Linked DNA regions of Mus musculus: region 2 is linked to region 1. A link is a loop called in an ENCODE intact Hi-C map of the cell type or tissue named here. Cell type or tissue: heart. All regions are shown on one strand. Each heading gives the region's core, and the rest is flanking DNA. Links, peaks and the distances in the headings are about the cores only. Region 1 has its middle 3.6 kb from the start of Mtfmt. Region 2 overlaps Igdcc4 (immunoglobulin superfamily, DCC subclass, member 4).

Region 1 (2,913 bases), core at 207-2,706:
AAACTGATAGGGTAGAATGGCCTGAAGTGAGAATGTATGGTGCTGGTTGTTTTTGCTGTCAGCTTGACACAGACACACAAACTGTCCAAGTGCCTTACTTGGGCTTTCAATCCCATGACATTCTATTGTTTATCAAACATAACAATGTAACTTTAATGTCTCCATTTAAAGTCTGTGTGGGGTGGGGTGGGGTGGGGTGGGGGGGAGTGTGTAGCTGATGAAGGTCAAAGGACACTCTCTGATGCTGGTCCATGGGTACTTTCCACCTTTTGTTTGAGGCAAGATCTCTCACTGGCCTGAAACATGGCCGCACAGGCCAGGCTGGCGGACCATCAAGCGTCTGGGGATTCTCAGGACTCTGCTGCACATTTGTAGCTCTGGGATCAAGGCACGCCCAGGAGCTCTGGGGTCTGGACTCAGATCCTCACATTTGTGGGGCAAGTACTTAACCACTGAGCCATCCTGCCTGCCCTTGCTCTAAAAAGGTTTACACAGGACTGGAGAGATGGTTCAGTGGTTAAGGGCACTGGTTGCTCCTCTAGAGATCTGGGGTTCAATTCCCACCACCTTCATGACAGCTTACAACTGTCGGTAATTCCAGTTCCAGGGGATCTATTCTACCAGACATGCATATCTGCGTGCAAGCAAAATACTCATACATATAAAATAAAATAAAGAGATATTTAAATAAGTAAATGAAATAAAATAAAAATGTTTAAACAGAAAATGTCCTCAGGGACAGCCTAATATATATGTATTTCTTCTCTTCCTTTCTTCCTTCCTTTCTCTCTTTCTCTCTTTTCAAAAAAAAAATGTATTTTAAGACAAGGTCTCACTATGTAGCCCAGCCTGCCTGGAGCTCTAGACTCTCCAGCTTCAGCCTCTCTCCCAAGGGTGCCAGGATTACAGATGTGCACCACTGTCTGGGGCACGTTTATCTGTCTTTCATTTCTTGAATGAATTGTCTTAGTAATCAGCACAATTAACTGATTCTTCAGGGGTTGTTGTTGTTGTAGTTTGATTTGGGTTGGGTTGGTAACTTAGAATTCACAATGTAGCCCAGGCTGGCTTTGAATCTATAGAGAGCTGTTCACCTGGGCCTCCCGTGTGCTGGGATTAAAGGCCTGTGTACCCCACACTCAACTCTGACTCCTTGGTGTTTTATCCGAACACACTTTTCCTTTCTTGCTTCACCTTGTTTCCCTCAAGAAATTGTTTTTGTTTGGTTTTCAAGTCAAGGTTTGGCTAAGTGTCCCAGCCTGTCATTAACTCCTGGCAATCCTCTTGCCTCAGCCTTCTGAATGCTGATTTGCAGCTGTGAGCCACCATGTCTGGCTTTCCCAAGTGATTTTCACTTATTATAAATTTATCTAAGTGTTTGGCATTCTCTAAATCAGTCAAAATATGAGCTTCTCAAACCTGCAGCCTCCTTAATTCTTTGTGGCAGTGAGCAGAGGTGCTTTATACTAAAAGAACAGTTCTCTTCTGTGTTCACTGAATAGAGTATATACTGAATAGAGTGTATACTGAACTGTTCTTCAAAGAAGGAATTGGGGAACATATTGTCTCCTTTCAAATTTTTATTTTATAAAAATTCTTGTTTTTATAAAATGTGACGCTACTTAGTGTTTGTGAACTACTTACAAGGAAAGTAAGCCAATCAGAGTAAAATCTGCTGAAGTTACACAGGCAATAGACACAGCAGAGAGCCAGTCTGCCATCCTCAACAAGGGAAAAGGTTGGTGACATCGCCCTCTTGTGGAATTTTCCTGCAACAACAACCGAGAGTCCATAGTGGTGCTTGAAGGGCATCCCAAATGGCTCAGTGGGCACTGTGGGTTAAGTCTGTGACCCTGATACTGGGCTGGTGCCTATGCATAGCATGTATTTCCCCTGGTCCTGAGGCATTGCTTCCCCTGATGGAGGCAAAAGCTTTTGCTCTTACTTCCTGCCCCCCGGGGGGGCTCCAGCTGCTCCTCTTTTTGACCCAACACCAAATGGTTGACTAAATATGAGCACATGCAAGCACAGGTATACACATTTATCCTATGGCTGGTTTCCTTGTCCCACAGAAAATAGACATATGGCAACATTGTAAGATGGTGGGAACATGGAAGAATGGTTCAAGGGGGATTAGGCTACTTCCACATACCAGTTTTCTATGGAGCTGAAGAACTTTCCAGAAGAAATATCTGAAAACTAAAACACTGATCAGAAACTCATTGTCTGGCTTCCAATACCTTAGATATGCTTTGTGGATGTCCTAATGGTGTGTGCCCTTTTTTTTTTTTCAGGGAAAGGCAAATGTTTATTTGTCCTAGATAGAGCACCAATCACAGACCAAAGAAATCATTCCGTCTAAGCCTAAAGATCCAGCGTGTTTAATTAGGTCAGTCACAGGAGCACGGACACCTTACAGGCAGTTGTACACTGAGGAAGAGCCTCCTCAGCAGCCACTGTTCACCACTTTGTATCCTCAGACAGGAGTGGGCTTCCCCTGATCCCACACGGGAATGTGGCTGGGCCTGATCTTATGAAGGTCTCTAGTGGGTGATCACAGCCACTCTGATCTCATAGACAGCAGTGCTGTCAGCAGTGCCTGGAGGATACAGATGTACAAACATTTATTACACAGATCTCCTTGGCCTTGCAGCTCATCTCTGTGCTGAAAGCGAATCCAGTGAGGAATTTATCTGCACTTGGAAGGGTCAGGTTCTTATGTGTCTAACTCACTATGAAGAACTTAAAAAATTTTTTTTTCGTTTTTGAACCAGACAGTAGTGAAGCACATGTTTAATCCCAGCACTCAGGAGGCAAAGGTGAGTAGATCTCTGAGTTTGAGGCCAGCGTGGTGTACAGAGTGAGTTGCAGGACAACAGGGCTGTGCAGAGAAGCCCCTTTCAAAAGACAAAA
Region 2 (2,913 bases), core at 273-2,772, 290 kb before region 1:
TGACCCTCCGTGGCAGGATGGTGTAACAGTGATCAGTGCCAGCTCTTTGAGCTTTTAGCCTTGTCACCTAGCCTTTTATTACACTCTGAGAGTGTCTCCAGTGCTGTGTCTACAAAGACAGCGCCAGCCCCTCTTCTGTCAGCTGTGCTGAGCAGAGTGCCAGTCAACTCCACGGGCCTATGACACCGCAGCCTACCACAGCATGGCTGTCATCCCCCTGGCCTCCTAAGGTCCAGATGTCTGGGTGAACCCAGCTCAGCTCCCCTCTCCTTTGAGCATCTCTGTACCTAATTTTGTAATCTGGGAAGTGCCTGGTTTGGGAAATCTTCTTTCGCACCCTGTCCCTCTCTGCCCCTTCCTTCATTTGTTCTGGTGATCTGTCTCATGTCATCTTGCTCGATTATCCTGGGGCCCTTCTCTTTCCCATGATGCCCCTGATTTCCTCACTGCTGTTTTCATTTCTGTCTGCCATGCTTGTCTTTATGTCGTGTGTTTCTCGTCCCTGAGTTCAACCTATGCACCCTTTCCTAACAACATGACTACCTCATGTCTGCTTCAGACCATAGTGTGACCCCTGGGTCCCCACAGCTCCCCTGCCAACCGCCTTCCTGGGCAGATGACCCACTCCAAGTAGATCTGGAAAAGACCTTGTGGCTTGTCTGGCTGCCCTCCCCTTGGTGTTGAGATGAGAAGGTTTTCTATGGAAGAGATGAGTCCAGGCTGCACAGGGGAACCCCCAAGAAGGGGTAGGGAGTGAAACCAAGAGGCTGAAAAAAAATGGCTGCCACCCATCTGCACAGAGAGATGGGTGTGTGCTTTTGACGTGCAGTCCTGGCTGAAACTGAAGGGGTGAGGAGAGGGGAGCTACTGGGGCTGCCATGGCTCAGTTCCCTGACCCTGGAGCCCTGAACCTGGCTTCAGAGTAGCAAAGAGTTTCCTCCAAGATGCTGTAAGGGAAGTCTTTGCATAGGAAAAGGGCGGCTGGCTCATTTTATTTTATCTTTCTTTACACTGAATCCCAAAATCATCTTACCACAAAGGGCCAAGCCTGACTGGTATTTCCTGAGTCACAAGAGCCATGCCATCTCTCTGGTTTCTCACCTCAGTCATGTCCCAGAATTGTCAGATCCAGTGGCATCTGTGCTCTTGCTGCACATCTTTCTATTTCAACTGGCTGGCACATCAAGTGTTAACTCTGGCTTCTGGGCCAAGTTAGAAATAACCAGTCTATTTTCCCTTTATTTTATTTTATTTTATTTTATTTTATGTCTTTCAGTGGAGTTGTAGCTTCTGAAAGCGTCTGTGTTTATTAGCCTTGTGTGTCACTCATGTTTGACCCCACCCACATTTCCTTCTCCTCCCCTCTTCAGCCAGCCTATGATAACACTAAAGATTATTAATGCTGGCTTCGTATCTCATTAAAGACAGGATTGTCACTTGAACTACTTCTATAGCATTCAAAGTGGCCACGGCCAACACCACCGTATGTTTCTTCATTGCTCTGAAGGTCAAGAGCCTCATTTTGTTTTCCTGGTTAGATTTTTTTCCTCCTTGCCTTGAATGAAATAACCGTTTTAACAGTAGGCTCTTAGCATCACACCACATAGTCATTCCTCATGTTCTTGTTTAACAAGCACTGAGGTTCTGGTTTAAATTAAATAGCTGCAAATGAGACAATTTATAACCCATTAGGCTGGGTGGAAAATTGTTTCTCAAAAGCAAATAAGTAATAAATCTGGTATCTGCCTATAACTCACAGTTGATAAGAAAGTAGCCAGAACTCACTAGCATTATATATGATTTGGGTTCTGAGTAACTGGGGAGTGTTAGCTTTGTGACTTTGTAGCAGCAGGTCTTATTAGGAAAGTCTGTTGGCCTTTTACAGGGCATTAGTCCCTTTGTCGTTTGCCATGGATGCCTTAAGTTCTTTGGAGTCTCATTTAAGAATTTCTTTTCTCGAAGCATGACAAGTGTATGCAATACTTACATGCTCACTCGTTTACCTGTGCTTAGTTTGTGCTGGGTTATTTAATTGCACTTTCCAGCATCATGCTTCCTCCTTACAAATATGATATTCTTTATTGTTACACTAAGGTGTTGATCATGTATCTGTCCCTGTAAAGAATTAATAAACTATTTTCCAGACATGTTGCTCTCTCTCTTTTTTAAAGATTTATTTATTTACTATGTGCAAGTACACTGTAGCTGTCTTCAGACACACCAGAAGAGGGCATCCAATCTCATTACGGATATAAGCCACCATGTGATTGCTGGGATTTGAACTCAGGACCTTCCAAAGAGCAGTCAGTGCTGCTGGGATCAAAGGCGTGCACCACCACCGCCCAACCATGTTGCTCTTTTAACTTTAAAGAGTTTTGCATGTTGGTTTACACAGAGGTCAGAGCACTTCAGATCCCCTGGGACTGGATTTTAGTGAGCCATCCAGTAGTGGCACTGAGAGCCAAATCAGGGTCCTCTGCAAGAGCAATAAGCCATCCCTCAGCTTCAAGATATGTTCTTTCTGGAACCAACTGACTAGAGTTTTCTCAAGTCTTCCTGGCCCAGGATAGGAAACAGTAAATTTTGAGAGTAGAAAGAAGATGGGTCCAAGAAAAAAAAAACTAAAGCTTCAGCCAGGTATGGTGGCATACGTCTTTAATCCCAGCACTCGGGAGGCAGAGGCAGGTGGATTTCTGAGTTCGAGACCAGCCTGGTCTACAGAGTGAGTTCCAGGACAGCCAGGACTGCACAGAGAAACCCTGTCTCGAAAAACCCAAAAAAGGGACTGCAAATGTCATTGTGCAGTTGAATACTTACCTAGCATGTGTTTGCCTGCACATACACAGGCACACCACATGCATGCCTCTTAAGTTGGAGGAGTGTATTAGATCCCTGCCAACCCTTTGAAACTGC

The links. Hi-C counts contacts between places; a loop is a spot of excess contacts. Peaks named below come from ENCODE experiments on the same cell type or tissue, not always from the same donor. Only the 100,000 strongest peaks of a DNase experiment are listed, where the experiment ranks them.
Region 2: it touches region 1 in a loop (3-fold over the local background); 2 of 42 quality-filtered maps call a loop at or near these places.

What each region holds. Positions count from the first base shown.
Region 1 is chr9:65,430,687-65,433,599 of GRCm38, forward strand. No RefSeq gene overlaps it. Among named protein-coding and RNA genes, the nearest start is that of Mtfmt, 3.6 kb to the right of the region's middle. In heart, for the core only: a CTCF peak has its summit at 1,763 (motif pointing left); DNase peaks (open chromatin) are centred at 425 and 1,765.
Region 2 is chr9:65,135,797-65,138,709 of GRCm38, forward strand. Igdcc4 (immunoglobulin superfamily, DCC subclass, member 4) reads left to right here. Exons shown (of 20, transcript NM_020043.3): 20 at 1-2,151. Among named protein-coding and RNA genes, the nearest start is that of Igdcc3, 3.9 kb to the right of the region's middle. In heart, for the core only: no CTCF peak of the experiment used is centred there; no DNase peak of the experiment used is centred there; H3K27me3 peaks cover 78 bases.